2 separate regions of the Homo sapiens genome follow, and region 1 is linked to region 2. The links are chromatin loops, found by intact Hi-C in ENCODE. Cell type or tissue: MCF 10A. All regions are shown on one strand. Links, peaks and the distances in the headings refer to the core of each region. The heading gives the core; the rest is flanking DNA. Region 1 overlaps LOC105370601 (a long non-coding RNA gene). Region 2 overlaps LOC107984704 (a long non-coding RNA gene).

Evidence for each region. Hi-C counts contacts between places; a loop is a spot of excess contacts. Peaks named below come from ENCODE experiments on the same cell type or tissue, not always from the same donor. Only the 100,000 strongest peaks of a DNase experiment are listed, where the experiment ranks them.
Region 1: a loop joins it to region 2, with 6 times the contacts of the local background. A loop is called at or near these places in 3 of 110 quality-filtered maps.

What each region holds. Positions count from the first base shown.
Region 1 is chr14:83,296,692-83,305,748 of GRCh38, forward strand. It overlaps LOC105370601 (a long non-coding RNA gene), which reads left to right. Exons shown (of 5, transcript XR_944092.3): 4 at 7,119-7,194. Among named protein-coding and RNA genes, the nearest start is that of LINC02305, 610 kb to the right of the region's middle. In MCF 10A, for the core only: a CTCF peak has its summit at 3,956 (motif pointing right); no DNase peak of the experiment used is centred there.
Region 2 is chr14:81,984,991-81,994,047 of GRCh38, forward strand. All of the region lies in intron 3 of LOC107984704 (a long non-coding RNA gene), which reads left to right. Among named protein-coding and RNA genes, the nearest start is that of LINC02311, 250 kb to the left of the region's middle. In MCF 10A, for the core only: CTCF peaks have their summits at 5,480 (motif pointing right) and 7,252; a DNase peak (open chromatin) is centred at 5,481.

The DNA of each region.
Region 1 (9,057 bases), core at 375-8,374, 1.3 Mb after region 2:
AGGAAGGAAGTCAGGCTGGAAGGAAGGAAGGAAGTCATCTATATATGTTTTAGAGAAAATATAAACATTCCTGGAGCTTCATTGATTGTGTTTTATTTTTTATATTCCATATAAAAATATTTGTCATATATTTCCTTACTAAACAGATTTTAATTTGATTTCATAGTTCTATTTTTGAAAACCAATATCTACTACCTGCTGCCATGCTATTTAAACTCACACAAATCTTGGAAGATCTGTTCAGGCTGGCATATTTTAGGTGAAATTTTGCAACTGCTAAATGATTATACCATAGGACTGGAAAGAGGTATATTCTTAATAAAATAAAAGCAATAGAATAAAGCCAAGCTATGCTGAACAATGCTGCAGGACTTGTTATTGCAAGGGAGTGGATTGTTAAACAAAATAAAAATAATAATTTCATTCTAGCCTTATTTTTTTTTAAATGTGAAGATGAAAGGTAATTTATATCAAGTGGAGAAAAACAAAAACTTGACACTTGGCAGTATAGAGCTATAAAATCGCCTCTTTTATTTTTCTATCTAATACAAAAATTTTATAAGAGAAACAAATTTGTATAAAGTTGAGGCTTTTGCCTTACAGAATAAAGAAAGGAAAAATACTACAACAATATTTAAGAAAAGCTACATATTTTGATCCTTTGTTAAAGACTTTTCAAACAGGATAGAAGATAGAAAACCAGGCTCTCCCTAAGAATATTAATGAAGAGGGTAAAAATATGCATTCCTGCTGGACATGAGTCGAAGTAAAAATTTAATACAATGCACCGTATCTCTTAGCCTAACAATCAAACCTTGACAAACATTCAGTTACACATGTTTCTGTGCATGTGTATGCATGCTTGGGAGCACGTGTTTCCCTACAAAATACATGAGGAAGTTTGCATAAGCATTTTAAACAAATAACCCAATTGTAGAGATACTTAAAGAACACCTGAGTACCTCTGAAACATTTAAATTGATTATATTCTATTTACTTTTTTATATTTTGAGAGCAAAGAGACTTGCCTAATATGAATTTTGGTGACAGAAAACAGCTTTGTTATTAGTACTAAATTCAGTGGAATGGGTTATTTACAGCTTAATTTCAGGGTAGTAATTCTGTTGTCAAAACTATCTCTCAAAACTTTATAGTTTATTATCTTAACTTTTATGACATTCACAATGGCCTGAATATTTTTGTATTATACTGTTTGTTTTTCTTTAGACTAAGTTTATTTATTTTCCCCTTGAAGGTTGTGTTTTATATACATATATACATACATACATACATAAATACATGCATACATACATACATACATATTGTATTAGTCTGTTCTCACACTGCTATAAAGAACTGCCTGAGACTGGGTAATTTATAAAGGAGAGAGGTTTAACTGACTCACAGTTCCGCATGGCTGGGGAGGCCTCTGGAGACTTACAATCATGGTGGAATGGGAAGCAAACACATCCTTCTTCACATGATGGCAGGAGAGAGAAGAATGAGAAATGAGTGAAGGGGAAGCCCCTTATAAAGCCATCAGATCTTATGAGGACTCACTCACTATCATAAGAACAGCAGTGTTGTTGAATCATGAACACCCCCATGATTCAATTACCTCCCACTGGGTCCCTCCCATGACACATGGGGATTATCAAAACTACAATTCAGGATGAGATTTGGGTTGGGACATAGCCAAACCATATCACGTGTGTGTGTGTGTGTGTGTATCTGGATTATTGGATGGAATCAGGTTTCTGAATCAGGTTTTATTTCATCAGTGTATTTAGTCTGTTCTCACACTGCTATAAAGAACTGCCCAAGACTGGGTAATTCATAAAGAAAATAGGTTTAATTGACTCACAGTTCCGCATGGCTGGGGAGACCTCAGGAAGCTTAAAATTATGGTGGAAGGAGAAACAGGCACGTCTCACCTGGCAGCAGGTAAGAGAGAACAAAAAGCCTATGAGAAACTGCCATTTATTAAACCATTGGATCTTGTGAGAACTCCCTCGCTATCAAGAGAGCAGCATGGGAGAAACGTCACCCATGATCCAGTCACCTCCCACCAGATTCTTCCCTCGACACTTGGGGATTACAATTAGTGGTGAGATTTGGGTGGGGACAAAGAGCCAAACCATATCAATCAGTTAAGACATAACCAACTGATAGAATCATGTATAGAATCTTGAGAAATTTATGTTTTTTTTCTCAAATCAGGACATCAAATGCCTGGGAATTTAAGGTTTTTTTTTTTTTTTTTTTTCATAAGATCTAGTAGCCAACCAGTTAAGGACAGAGCCAGTACTGCAAGGCTTAGCATATCATTCTTTTTCCCATCTGTAAAATGGTCTTTTAATATTAATGCCTTAATAAATTGAGGTGTTTAATTTACTTTGGATGTATTGGAGGAAACCAAGAAGAAAAGGCCTCTTTCTCTTCACATGCTTGCTCCAAGACTCAAAGAATAGAACTCGTGAGGCTTCAGATAGAGCCAGGCAATTCCCTTAGGTATGGACTTCTTTCCCTATCCATTAACAGATTACAGAGAATTTTCCTAGAGGAATTCTTGCCACTCCTCATGAGCCTTACATGTGATACTCAGTTTGCTATTGTTAATAACAAACAGCATTTCGGGAAAATTTAGTTTTTCTTAGTCACACAGGTGACTTCAATTTCTACAACCATTCTTGCCCCCTCTCTCTTTCATTCCTTTGCTATCAACTTTGGGGACTTTATCCTTATTGACAGTGGTAAATGGTCATCTGGATTCATGCTTCAAAGTTTGAATGGTATTTATATAGCTCATAACTTTTTTGCAGTAGCATTTTCCTATGTGATGCTGATTTACATATGTCCTAGTTCATTTAATCTACACACAGCTCTAGGAGGTAGATATTATTATTATCTCCCTTTCATAGACAAGGAAATGAAGCTCAGAGAGTTATGCAACTCACTAGAAATATCAGCACTGGTACTAGATATAGGATTTGAACATATGAGGTCTCATTCTGGGCCTGGATCTTATTGCTGCCCAGTTAGTAAGAAAAACATATTGAGTGTCTGGTTTTCTGTCTGAGAGTCTAGGAAATGGGAACTGATAAGAGTGAGATATCGTTGATTCAGCCGAATGGCAAGGATTTTGTAACAAGCTACAAATTAGGGTGATCCGGATACATTAAAGATAGGTCTGGAGGTGAGATTCTGTGATGTTTACATATTTACATAGGTATACATATTATGATTCAATGTTCCTGAGGAAGCTAAAAAGTAAATTCCAATTACCCAACTGGCTCCACTTTCCTCCCCATCATACTCCCAAGTGTGTGTGTGTGTGTGTTTATCCTGTATATTAAAAATCCCAAATAATACAGGTCAGTCTGGAAGAGGTTTCAGAACATGCTTGCTTTGATAGATTCAGAATCAAATCCCTCAATACATCTAACATTTCTACTAATAGAAATAGTGGAGGCAACCCTGTATTACCCATTGGTGGATCTTTCTAAATATAATTTTTCTTCTGTTTGATTGGAACGATTTTACAAACATGTAAGTATGAATGACTCTTTGAAACATATTTCTTCTCTGAGTTGCATATACTTATGAAAGAATACTCGAAGTGGATTAAAATTCTAACTGGAATGTTTACATTCTAACATGTACAGCAATAAAGTCTACAGTAAAGATTATCACATTCTTCTCTTGCTCATGTTACCAGAGATAGAGCTGAAAATATCATAGTGATATATGCTTTTGGTGTTAGGAAATCAACAATCTTTGAAAATTTTGTATTCCAGAATAAAATAAAAAACCTTCAAAGGCCTAACAGGTGGCATACCATTTCTCTTTGATTCTGAAAAGCTACACACCACACACACTCACACACACAAACTCACATAGGCGCATGAAAGAAAAAGACCAAAAGATTATCTGCCTTTGTCTTGTTATGCCTAAAATATTCCACTAGAGGACAGTGCAGCTATTGTCATTCAGCCATGCCAAGTTTTGATCAAATTTCCTGATGCTTTTGCAGAATATAGAAAGCATACATTCATTTAAAATAAACTGCAGGCATTTGTTTTAAAAGCACTTTAGCTTGTACCTGATGGTTAATAGATCTGAATTGCTTGGAGCCCTGATGCACACAGAGTAGAGAACATAATGAATTTAGCAGATTTTTTAAAGAAGGGAGAGGTTGGGGAAGAAGACAAATATGAGCTAATTTTTTTCATTTGCCTTGATACCTTAAGGGAAAAAAAAAGCAGAAATAATGCACAATCATTATGAACAAGCTGGTAGATATAAGTATTAGTTTACATTTAAATGAAAATAGCTTATAGAGAGGGAGAATGGATATGACTCAAATAGTTTCCAGCATCTTGTTTGAAATGCAAAAGAGCAGTTTATATTTATATTAATTTAGGTGGATGCCTCTGGTTTTCTTGGGACTTCTCAACAAATTATTTCTATTTATCTTGGAAATGGGCATTCGGAACATGATCTGGAGGCTATGCAAAGACTTCTTGAACTTGAGACCTAGAAGATTTGATACCAACTCAGGAAAAAAAAGAGCCTGGGTTACTTGAACACCCTTCACAAAGGAGAAGCGGGCAGAGGGGACCCAAGAAATATGTTAGGGTGTCATTTCTTTTCATTGGCAAAATTTAAAAGAATAAACTTATAAACATAAGGCACCAGAAATAAAAACATCCTCTCGTTCTGTTTCCTGCAGTGACAAAAGATATATATTCTAGATGGTAGAGAGAGCTGCCTTGGAGATAAATTGTCTGATTTCAGCATCTCAGCGGTGGATAATAGATTCCCCTCAGAACCACATAATTAAAAAATGACATTTCTGCTACTTTGTGCCAACTTGGTACCGCTGCTGCCCCTGGCTTCCGGGCCTGGGAGCCCTGCAGGGTACAACCAAACAAATTTTGCATTATTCAGTGGGACAATGTAAGGTCATGTTAACAAAAAAAGTTCCTTCTGGGGGGACCGGAGGACTTTAGTATTTTCTTCTCCACAAATTCCTCTTTCTGCTTTTCTTCTTTTTTTCTTTTTCAACTCTGCCAACATGAAAAAGATATGAACGATGAGATTAGGACATCCACTTATTACAAGTTGGCCAGATGAAAGAGAGCATATGTGTGTAGCAGAATAAATTAAAGCGTCTAATTTTAGCACCTTTTTTTCCTCCAAGCAGATATTCAGAATCAGCCAAAGATGAGGCAAATGCTGTGAGAAAAAATATGTAAATCAAAGTGCTAAATCCATATCCTTAGACATCTTTAGGACGAAATGGTTAATCCTCATGTGGATCCTGGCCACCCCCCCGCCCCCACATCTCTCCAGGAGTTTCCTGAAAGGCAGTTGACTGCAGTCTGAACAACTGTTCTTTATGGGTCTCTCAGTTCACTATGTATCTCAAAAAAAGTGCATGTGCTAGACAAGCCTCCAATTAACAGTTACTAAAGTGTAAATGGATTTCCAAATGTCACATAGCTGGTAATTAGTGAAACCAGGACTAGCAATGGATTTTTGATTCCTCTTTGAAGTGTTTTAGTAACAGCCAGTATTCTGCAGGTGTCTTTAGTTCAAATAATGAAAGTACACTAAGAATATTCCTTTTTCTTAAAGGAAATAGAAGAAAATATAAGACTCTTTAAAAAACTACAATTCAATGAATTTAAATTTTGTGATTTCAACCATCAATTAGGATTTTGATTTTAGGTTCACAATGTATTATTATGAAAATACATATGAACCAGGTTATTCATTTCAGCATTGTTAGTCATTGTAAAATATTGGATACAAACTAAATATCCATAATATAAGTTGGCCTGGAGCGGTGGCTCACGCCTGTAATCCCAGCACTTTGGGAGGCCGAGGAGGGTGGATCACGAGGTCAGGAGATCAAGACCATCCTGGCTAACGTGGTGAAACCCCATCTCTACTAAAAATACAAAAAATTAGCTGGGCACGGTGGCAGGCGCCTGTAGTCCCAGCTACTCAGGAGGCTGAGGCAGGAGAATGGCGTGAACCAGGGAGGCAGAGCTTGCAGTGAGTGGAGATCGAGCCACTGCACTCTAGCCTAGGCAACAGAGCCAAACTCTGTCTTGGAAAAAAAAAAAAAAAGAAGTAGATTTCTATGAACTAATGTTGGATAATTCCCAGAATATATTGCTAAGCCAAAAAAAAAAAAAAAAAAAAAAACCCAAGAGCAACAGAGTTTTCTATAATATGTTTCATGTAGGAAAGTTAGGAATGTAAGAAAATATACATGTATATTTTTATTTATGGAGAAAAAAATACAGGTATGATAACCAGAAACTATTAAGATCAATTACTAACAGGGAGATGGTGAAAACAGAGTGAAGAGGATGAAACAATAGAAGTGGAGTGGAGTGGCACAGATGAGAAGACAGTGACACTGTTTGGAATATACTTTTTGAATTGACATGAAACTAAGTTTGTAGTATTGTTTCGCCTACCCAAAATATAGATTAAAAATTTAAAATCCCTCAGGAAGTGAGGGAAACCCAACATGGAATACAAGCAGTAAAGAGTAACCGAACTGTATTACAAATGAGTAACATACTCCCACTTAAGAGGGTGAAAAAGTAAAGTACCTATTTAAGGAACTTTGGAAGGCAGTATTGCAATGTAAAATTAAAGGTTAAGGTAAAAAAGAAAACAAGAGATATTGTACTCTAGTTAGCAACATTGCTTTTCGCAAATGTAGGCATTACAAAATCTGAAAATGCTTTTTTTTTGTATACTAGAATTGAACAAATACTCAAATATATTGTGGATAATGTGATCCAAGTTTCTGTATGTTAGATAAAGAAGTAACAATGTGGAAAGGAGAAAAGTTAGAATGAACTCTATGGTGCTGGATTGGAATTTATATCACATAAAGTCATGGATTTTGCATATGTCCATAGATAAATGGTAGAGAAATAAATATTGATGTGTGCATGGATACATTAATATATATCTGTAAAAGTGTGTATGGATGCATATTATATATAACAATATCACAATATTGTTGCCCAAGTAGCAATAAGCACACTTAATAACCAGGTCTTGATTTCTAAATGCTATTTTTTTAAAAGGATGGGATCTTTTATGAAGAAATGGATTGGGAAGAAAAACATAAGATAAGGTTGGAACCTCTTCTGGTGCAAGAAGGTAAAGAAGTGTTCAAATGATGATGGAGGCATTTAAAAGGGACACAGGAACCAACTTAAGATTTCAATAATCTCAACTGGAAGAATTTGAAGTAACAACATAAATCATGATAGTATTGGAATATGAACCATAAAATAAATACTTATGAGTCTGTGCTGATAGGAATAAACAACTGAATAAATAAGTAAATGGTGGGGAAGAAGCAACAGCTCTTCCTTATAATACAATCACAATTAAGCAATGTGGAAAGAATGACAGAAACAGATAATTACCCTTGGGCATGCATCATGGTATAATAGTTGCAGGCAAGAATCATTCATGGAAACTAAATGTATTGAGGAAAAGTATAATGGAGCACAGGTTATTTGCATAGTCAAGATATAACTCCCTGCAAGATTCCTATTAATTACAAAAGGAAAACCAATAGCTTTTCAGTGGAGAAACTTGGCAGACACAAAAGTGATGAATTAATTAGAGTTAACATCACCAGTTTTAAGATATATTGACATGACATTCCTCCTGATATAATGCAATAAAAAGGGTAAAACATTATTTTAGTGGCATTTTTGAAAAAAAAAACACAAAAATCTCCATGTAATCATGATAAAATGTCATACAAACACAAAAGGAATGAATGACATTATGCAAAATACCTGACTGTTATCAAAAGTGCTAAGGTTATGAAAGACAAAGAAAATGATAGAAAGACTCTTATAGACTGGAGGAAACTAAAAAAAAATGACTATTAAATGCGATATGTGATCCAGGTTGATACAGAGAAAGAACACTAGTGTGAAGACACAGGAAATTCAAATCAGGCTTCTAGCTTAGTCAATGAAAGTATATCAATGTTAATTCTCTGGTTTTGATAATGTACCATGTTTCTGTAATCTCTTTAGAGGAATCTGGGTAAATGATATACTGGAACTCTATTATCTTGCAATATTTCTATACATCTAAATTACTTCAAGATAAAATTTTTTAAAAATGATGAAAATACTAAAGAATTCAGGCACTTTAATATTTAGTGCTTATTTTAAAAAGGGAAAAGGAAAAAAGAACAAAATGCTTTAGGCTGAAGGTGATGACAGACTTTTAACATATGTCTGGAAAAATAATCTAATTTCCAGTAATAATAATGATTATCTAATTTAATAACTATTCAACTGGTGTATTGGAATGCATGTATTATGTCAACTTTATGAGATAGTTATTATTGTTCTTCTCATTTTAAAGAAGTGTCAACTAGCAATTAGGAGGGACTAAGTCATCTCCCCAAAGCACAGAGTCCAAGTTTGTTCTCTATTTACAAAGTAAATTTTTATTTATGGAGTACTTAATAAGATTTTATTTTGCATACATTATGTTTAAGCCTTGTAATATGCAAAATGAACTAATAGTCTTACTTAAGAATTAGAGAAATAAATTCTGAAAGAGGCTATATATTAACAGGGAATTTATATGAACATGTTTATGATTCTACTTCTGCTCTATACAGAAATATCTTATTTACTAACTTATTTACTAATTCACCTTAGGCCACAGAACTGATTCAAAAATTCATATTCTCTCCCTATGTATCACATTGAATCTATAGCTAAAAGGGCCTAATAGAAACTTTATCATGTCTTCCTTATTAAAGTGAAAACATAAATAGTATATTTCTATATAGTCATGATTAAGTGAATAGGTTTTAAAAAATTTCCGCAAAGTAAATAGAAGTAGATAGTATTATTGCAAATAGGATGGAAGAAACACAGACGCAGGCACACACACATGACTAAACCAACATACCTAAACAAATATTGAAAACTCAACACTTTTACTCTTTATTTCCTTACCTATAAATTCCTTTCCATAGTA
Region 2 (9,057 bases), core at 750-8,749:
CATTCATTGAACAAATATTTTTTTGAACACTTCCTACTGGACCCCTTCACACTCCCTGATTCTTAACTCAATATTTGATGGGTTATTTCATTTGAACAAATAATTCAAATCATCCTTTTGCTAAGTTTAATTTTATTAAACTGCTTAGTCTGAGACTTCCCACTTTCTGTGTTGCAAGAAGCTGTGGTCATTGACTATCTCCTGATTTTGGACTTTTCTTGCCAGTGACTTGCAGGTGACATAATGTGAGTGCTCCAGTTCTCTCACTTGGAATCTCAGAGAATATAATGTTGGTGATGAAAATCAAAGACATGTAGACTTTCTATGTGAACAACAGATTCCCCATGAATGCACTGTGAAATACATAAATTGCTATGTTAGTTTCTTTTTGTACATTGACTTTTGGTGTAAATACCCTGAGGAGGACTGACAGCCATAGCCAACTTCTCAGTGCATTGCATAAAAATAATGAAATCACTTTTGCCTCACGTTTGTTGTTGCATTAGACCTAACGGGGTAATTGATGTTGAGCTTGGCTTTTTACATATACAAGCTTGAGATGAGGCAGAACCAAGGATGTGGATTTAGTTAACCTTATTTTAAAGCAGTTACTTAACCTCTATTTTAGATCACTATGTTAAAAAGAAACAATCTTATGTGGGACAGCAAAGACAGAACAGAGAATTAATCGTTTTCTCTCTTTTTGTCTTTGATCAGTTATTCAATCAGTTGACCAATTTTTGACTTAATACACACAACTCCTAGATGCCATTGGGCTAAATAATGTTGGGTATGAAAAAAAGGAGGGCTAAGTTCTAACATATGAGGAGCAAGGTGGTGTTGGCTAGGTAAACCTAAGTCAATTTGAAAAATCCCAACTGGTGTACAAGTAAATGGTAACTCTTGTGGTTCAAAGGTCTTGAGGAATTAATTCATAGTTCTTCACTGCAAGCAGAGAAGCTGTGTCTAGTAGTTCAAGCAAAATGAATTTATTTTATCGTGTAGCTCACAGAATTACTGGGAGAACAGAAGAAAAGACCAGCATGCCTCACTCAGAACATATCTGTCAAGCAAACTGCTGTCCCCACTGCCAAACACCAGATTCTAGAGTTGGTATGACTACTAATTCTGGACCAGACACTCAACCTTGCATCCCACACAGTACCTGCTGCCATGAACAAACAGAGAGCTCTCCATTCTTTCTCTCTTGCATCACTAGCTACTGGGTCAAAGTCAAACCAGGATATAAATCTTACTGGAGGTCCCTCAGTCAATGTCAAGTAAATAAGCAATGCTAAAAAAGCAATCAGAGAGCATTGCCATTTTCTAAAGCAGGTCTTTGCTGTCCACTCAAACTAATAAACTGTGGAATTCTCCAAATATGAAAGGGGGTTCAACCACTGAGCAGCTTAAATAAGAGATAAATTGTCACATACAAATCAAAGTAAATATTTTCCTGCAAGGCTTGTTTATTCATATATACCTATATGGGACATGGTGAAGGAATTTTAGACTACATCTTTATGGTTTATTCTTTGTAAGGTTACAATTATCCAGCCAACCAGCTAATTTTGTACTTCTACTTCATCTACTTATATGAGAGGTTTTCAGATTATTTTATATTATATTTCCCTTTTCAGAGACCAAACAGGAAACTATTGGGTTGATTTCACTGTTGGGTTTATTTTTCACTGGAAAAATAAAACTTTTTTGAATATTTTCATACTTATGGAAAACATTTTGGCAGATGACAGAAAAGTTTTGTTTTCTAAAAAACTCAATATATTCTAACCAGAATAGTATTTTAAACATCTTAGATTATATTACAAATGAAGAATAATTAGAAAACTTTTAGTGAAGCAATCACTAATATTGAGTGGCATAACAGAGCATACAGAATTAAAAAAAAAGGAAATTATAGAAATTAAAAATTATGACCCACTGAAAACAGAAATATAGCTTGGAATGTGTTCTAAAACTTTCAAACAATAAAACTTCCATGTAATTCTTATATCGAACAAACTATAAAAATGCTTATGCAAGTTTGGGATTAATCTTCTACAGAGATAAGAAAAATGATTTTTAACCACTACAAACATAAGGAATAAAATACACATGCCAAAACATTTAACATTTTTACTGGTGTACTCAAAAGGAGCTACTTTATAAGTACTGAAATTATTAGTTTTTTTGCCATATGCTGATGTAACTTTATTTAGAAAAAGTAGCTCTTTGGATAGACACATTCAAGAAGCAAAATTAGTGCTGTTGGCTGAAGTTCAAAGCCACACTTTTTAGAGGGCACCACCACTGGCATCACCAACAACAGCTTCATCATGAGCAGAAGCATCATTTTCTCAGCCTTTGAAGATAAAAGACTAGTTAGCATAAGGAAGGACAGTAGGCTAGGAAGTGAGTCTATTGTCCTAAGACATATTTTATTAGTTAGCTGTCAGACTCAACTTATATCCACATAGCTGGGGCTTTATGGCCCAAGGACCAAGGAACTCCAAGGCTTGTAAAACACGTTCCAATTACCACAACGGTGCACAACTGAGTTGTTTTACTTCCTTATGCCATTTTGCGACGTTGAATAACTTTCCATATGTCTCACACCACCCCCCAACCCCGGCAGTTTGAGGATCAACTAAATGAATAGCAAACAACTAAACAAAGTATGAGAGTTGGTGAACTGAGCATTTCAAATTCCTCTATGCTTGCAAGTAGAGTCTATATTGAGTCTTTTCATCACCTGTGACCTAAGAACCAATTCCTGACAATGCGAGATGCCTGCGAGGGCACGAGAAGAAGTTCTACATCTTTCTCCATTGGTGTTTATGGTTCCATTTGCTCAGGTAAGGGCTATTTCCAGAAGAGTTCATGCTGGAAAAATACAAATGGCCAAAATAAGTGATTTTCTCACTGATCTCACAGGTTTCCAGGGATCCCCTGGTTCCTCTGTAGTGCAGTAGGAGCGAGTCTGGGGACATTTTGGTGTTTCCTGGTCTCCACTGCTGCTTCAGCTAATTCAGTGTGTCTTTTTTCTTTTACATATCAGGACATGAGTGTGATATCATTTTTTGAAAAAGGAATTCTACCATAACAAAAACAAACAAGAAAAAGCAAAAACCTTTGTGAGTCACCAGCAGAAAGAAAACTTCTGAAGGATCAACAAAGCCTAAATGATAGCACATCTGTTTACAGCATGGTTACTGAACATATTAGCCCACTGTTGAGACCTTTTGTTCAGGAAAAAAAGATTACTGTCAAAATATTACTGCTCATTGACAATGCACCTAGTCACCCAACAGCTATATAAAGGTGTGCAAGGAGAATGCACACCTTGTAAATGTTGTTTTTATGCCTGTGAACACAATATCCATTCTGCAGCCCATGGAACAAGAAGCAATTTCAACTTCCTAGACATATTTTTAAGAAATACATTTTGTAAGGCTATGGCTGTCATAAGTAGTTATTTGTCTAATGGAACTGAACCAAGTAAATTGAAAGCCTTCTGGAGAAAATTTATCATTCTAGATGCCATAAAGAATTTGTGATTTGTAGAAAGAGGTCAAAATATCAACATCAACAGGAATTTGGAAGAATTTAGTTCCAACCCTCATGCATGATCTTGAAGGGCTCAAGGCTTCCGTGGAAGAAGTCACTGTAGATGTGATCGAAATAGCAAGAGAATTAGAATTGGGAGTGGAGCCTGAAGATGGGACTGAATTGTTATAATCTCATGATCAAACTTGGATGGATGAAGAGTTGTTCTTATGGACGAGCAAAGAAAAACAATGTTGAAATGACAGCAAAGAACTTAGAATATTACATAAACCTAGTTGATAAAGCAATGTCAGGGTTTGAGAGGATAGACCCCAGTTTGGAAAGACGTTCTACTGTGGGTAAAATGCTATGAAACAACGTTGCATGCTACAGAGAAATAGTTCATGAGAAAAGGAGTCAATCAATGCAGCAAACTTCACCATTGTTTTATTATAAGAACTTACCACAGCCACCACAATCTTCAGCAACCACTACCCTGATCAGTCAGCAGCCATCAATGTGGAGGCAAGACCCTCCACCAGCAAAAATATTACAACTCACTGAAAGCTCAGATGATGGTCGGCATTTTTTTTTTAGCAATAAAGCATTTTAAAAGTAAGGTATGTACGTTGTTATTCTCAGACTTATTGCCATTGCACACTTAACGGACTACAGTACAGTGTAGGCATATAATGGACCTGTTGGAGGAAGTCTTATGAGTATGGCATGATTATTTTCCTAAATCTTTTTAATAGTGATGATTATAAGGCTATTATAAAGTAAGTGCTTTAAAAATCTCACATACTTACATATTTCGCCTGTTGAAATTCATTAGGAAGTGGTTCTGTTTCTACTTCCTTCTTGCTCCCCCTCCCAAGAGCATAACTTCCCATTTTTCCTGAATCTACATATCTGGCCAAATTGAAAGTGCTGCTCATAAAACAAATATGTATAACCAAAGTGAAATAACCTGAGTATAATAATTTTTATCTTCCACGTACATTCATTCTTTTAAACTTCCAAGTCTTATCGAATCATTTCACCTTCTTTGAGACTATTGTGATAACTGGATGGGAATTCAGATATATCCTACCATTCGTATAGACTCAATGCAGAAATCTTCTGATCAACATACTTGTCTTTCTCTTTTGGCGTCACCATCCTTTCTTCTTGTTACAGCCTTCCTTGAGGCACAGAAAGTAGATTTCTAACTTCTCAGGGAAACTTATGATCCAATGAGCTCATTCTGGGTAGTTTCTTCCCTTCAATATTACAAATTTGAAATCATTAGTCACTTTACCATGAAGAGAAGTTAGGGGTGATGATGTTAAGAGGTGAAGATTGGCCTTTATTGGGAGCTTATGTGTGTCAGGTATTTGCAGGGAACTTTATGTGTATGACCACATTTAATCCTCATGCCAAGCATCTCAGTAAGTGTACATGGAATGAATGGATGAACAATGGCACTGAAGTGTTGCCCATTTTCTGTATTAAGAAAAATAATATTTAAAGATGTGACATAACTCCTGAATTTCCAGGCAGCTTATAATTGTTCAGAGCTTGTTCTGACAACAAAAGCTTATATGAGTAACCAAATGGTTATGCTATTCCTTTTCAGTTTTAAGCTTCAAGGGAATGAATATGAATATAGAGATGCTCAGATTTACTGTGGTTGAAGAAATGAGGGGAAAGTGACTGCCCTTCTCATGGGTAAAATAATTAGATTATAGGTGAGGGTTGCTATTAAAAATTCTCTAGCAGAAGGTACCTATGGTCCCATGACTGGCTGTAGAAATTCCTCTCTACAAGGACTTTCATACCTAATCAAAAGAACGCTTTCCCTCATCTCCCAACTTTGAATTCTCTCATCGCCATTTGAGAAAGTTCAGAAGCATATGTTGCTCTTCCATCACACACCAGTAGATGGCAGCAAAAGTCCATCCTTAGCTCCTAAAAGTTTGCCTCTGAGTTCCTGCACAATGCAAAGATAAAGGCAGCTTTTAAAAATATAATAATCTACCTCCTTACCTGACACGTCGGAAGGGCTGATTTTCCAGGTCACACATGTCTTATTACTTTCGAAAATAATCATGTGGAAAGGCTTTTCATTGTGTTTGCTGTTACATTTCTGCACAGTGGTGACTGCGAAGCCAAAATCAAACTAATAGCAGGGGAAAAAAAAAAGTGACAACCCAAGAGAAGTGCATATAATTTCCGTTAAGAATGTTCCTCATGGGTTTTCAAAGAAGCTTTCATCACCAAATCTGATCAGTGAAGCAGTCTTGTTCATAAATAATTTATCAGTCTCTCTTCTCTATCTCATCCTTCCTACCAGTGAAACAAGCAAAATGCAACTTTGGGTGAATTCTCTTTTAAGAATATCTGAGGAGAAACATTTTTCACCAGTCTTCACTGTTAGAAATGTAGCTACAGCATAATGTAAACCATATACAACAAAAGAGGGTTTTTTTGTTGTTATTTAATTGGAATTTTCTTTTTGAAGGCTGTTACCCTTGGCATTTAGCATTTTACGTTAGTATTTATTTGATTTTCAGCCTGTTGCTGGCTAGTTCATCTGGGCAACATGCTTTGGATATTATGGATAATGTACAGTGATTGGCCTGAATTTAAAACAAATTGGTTTCCTGACCTGGAAGAGAGGAACCGTTAGTATAGGCACAGTGTTGCTACTGCCTAACTATTTGACAAGCAAATAACCTCTCCTAGCCTTTGTTTCATTTTTCCCTAAAATGAGGATAAGCGTAGCTTATGGAATTGTTGTGAGGATTATATAAAATTAAATGCATCAATGCAATAAACTTCTAGCTTAGTTATATGCTAAAAATTCGCTGATAACTGAATGTGAATTGAAAGAGAGGAGACTGGTGATAGCTAAGATGACTCCAGTTTTAAGTGTCTGTGATTCTGTTAGTTTCTTTCCACTCAACCCTAGAGTTACTGATATTCATCTTAAGAGGGGAAGACACTTGAAAGATGCTGAGATGAAAATGTTACGAAGGATGAGAGAATTTGCCGTGGAGAAGAGTGGTCTGATTTTTACTACTAAGAAGTGGCTTTAGTTCATCCTTGCCAAAAGTTCATCATCCATAAGTGAGCACTGTTGGAAAAGAAGGAGAAGAATGATACCATGAGGAAGAAGCAAAATATGAAAAACAAAGCCTCTGAAGGAATAAAAAAAAGATACTATCATTTTTTGCACTTGATCCATGGAAAACTGTCTAGGATCTGAAAACAAGGAAGATGGTGTTGAGGAATGCCTCAAAAATTAGGTAAAGTACAAAATAATAGAGACTCTTGCCCAAGAGTCTCTTATTTTAATTTTGCCATTTATTTTGGAACTAATTCTTGCACCAGGAAATAACATCATTTCCTTACTGACGTCAGCCTGGCAACCGACCTTCACAGGTGTGGTATTTTCTCCAGCGTTTTGGGACCATCCATCCTTTTGATGCCATAGCACTTCACAAACATCACCACACTGCAGCTTCTGAACACTCAAGTGAACAGGTGCTTTAAGTCCTAGTTTTGCTGATGAAGAAACAGAGATTCAAAGAAACTGATTTTGTCAAAGATTGCCTAATTCTGAAGTCAGGATAGGGTATCAGAGATCTAGAAGTTTCTCTTATTACCACTGCTGCCCCACTGAGGCCATAGCTAGTAATACAATTAAGAAATAAGCTGGGCATGGTGGCTCCCGCCTGTAATCCCAACACTTTGGGAGGCTGAGGTGACTGGATTACCTGAGATTGTGAGTTTGAGACCAGTGTGACCAACATGGAAAACCCCATCTCTACTAAAAATAAAAAAAAAATTTGCTGGGTGTGGTGGTGCATGCCTGTAATTCCAGCTACCTGGGAGGCTGAGGCAGGAGAACTGCTTGAACCCAGGAGGCGGAGGTTGCTGTGGGCTGAGATGGCGCCATTGCACTCCAGCCTGGGCAACAAGAGTGAAACTCCGTCTCAAAAAAAAAAAGAAATAATGGTCAAACATGAGGTTTTTGAAGGTAGAGCGACTACTTGGGTTCCAGTTTCCATTGCCATTTCCAGCCTGTGTGACTGCAGCCACGCTACTTTTCAGGAAGGAAGGACTTAATGATCACTTAATGATCACCCTGGACAAGGGTAGTTGGGTTTTTACTGCTGAGAGGTAGTTGTAGTTCACCTTTGTTTATGCAACAATGAATATTAATTAAAAATGGAATACATGATAGCTTGAAGAAGAGGAAACAATACTTTTGATAAACCAAGACCTTGATGGAAATAGAAAGGGTACTGTTACCATTGTCTGTTCTTGGGAAGTACAGAGGAAATTGCTCAGGATTTGAGCAAAAAGGAAATCAAGACCAGCTTTGGGTCAAATTCTGGGTGAAATCCTGGCTTCTAAACAACCATGTAGATGGGCCACCTCTGAGAGCTTCCTCATGTTAAAATGGAAATGGTAACAGCACATCTTTTAAGAGTTAAATTTTAAGTATAAAATGAGCTTATGCGGGGTGAAATGCTTACCACAGTGTTGTCACGTGGAAGGTGCTTGATAACATGTCAGCTCTTGCCATTACCACTGCATACCACTACTACAGTCATAGCTCCATCTATGGGAACTTGGAGTTCTTGTTAAGGGCTGAGGACTAATTTGGCCTTGAAAATTAACTTGGTCATATTTAGGGAGATCAACAGTAAACTTCCAAAATTTCAACTAAAGTGCTTTAAAAAATCCTTGCGTTGCAAGTATAGTATTATCGCTCTATCTTTATTTTGGTCTTAAATTTGAAACATATCCATGGAATATGCATACCCCGTAAATGTCTCTCTTTGCCAGTTATGGTTACAAATTGAATTTCCTGCCCCTCAAGGTAGTCCTGATAATGAAAATAAAACAATTATGATACAGGACTCTGACCTATTTTCTAGAAATGAATACCCTGTTTAAACCTGAAAAATATAATTAATTCTTTGAACAGCAGATGCTATTTTTTGATGAACTGCTAAAACTTTTGACTCAGTACTTCCTTATCTGAAAAATGTGAGGCTAGACTGGTTCCAGCTATCATTTTTTGAGCATTTATCACATGCTAGGTTCTGTGGTAAGTGTATTACATACATATCTTTATTAAACTGACAGCCACCTTTGTGAAGTACATGCTATTTCCGTTTTATAAAGGAGGATACTCAGGCTCAACATTGAAGTAAGCAGCCCAAGATCTTATTGGCCAGCAGGAAGATCCGGCACGTGGCCAGCACATGGTACAACTATGATCTGCACACAGATTTTGGGAATCTGAAGCTTGTGTTTATAACAACTTCGGAAATCTAACATTACTTTGAAGATCTCTTCTTTATGTAACATCCTGGGATTACACTTAAAAGACTCTTTATTGTAATAGGTAGAAGTGTTTTGACATGTTGCCTTCAGCTTGAGGGGGAACAAGACAATTTAGCAAAAATCAACATAGTGTATCAGGTATACATTTACACATGATCACTCAGGGGC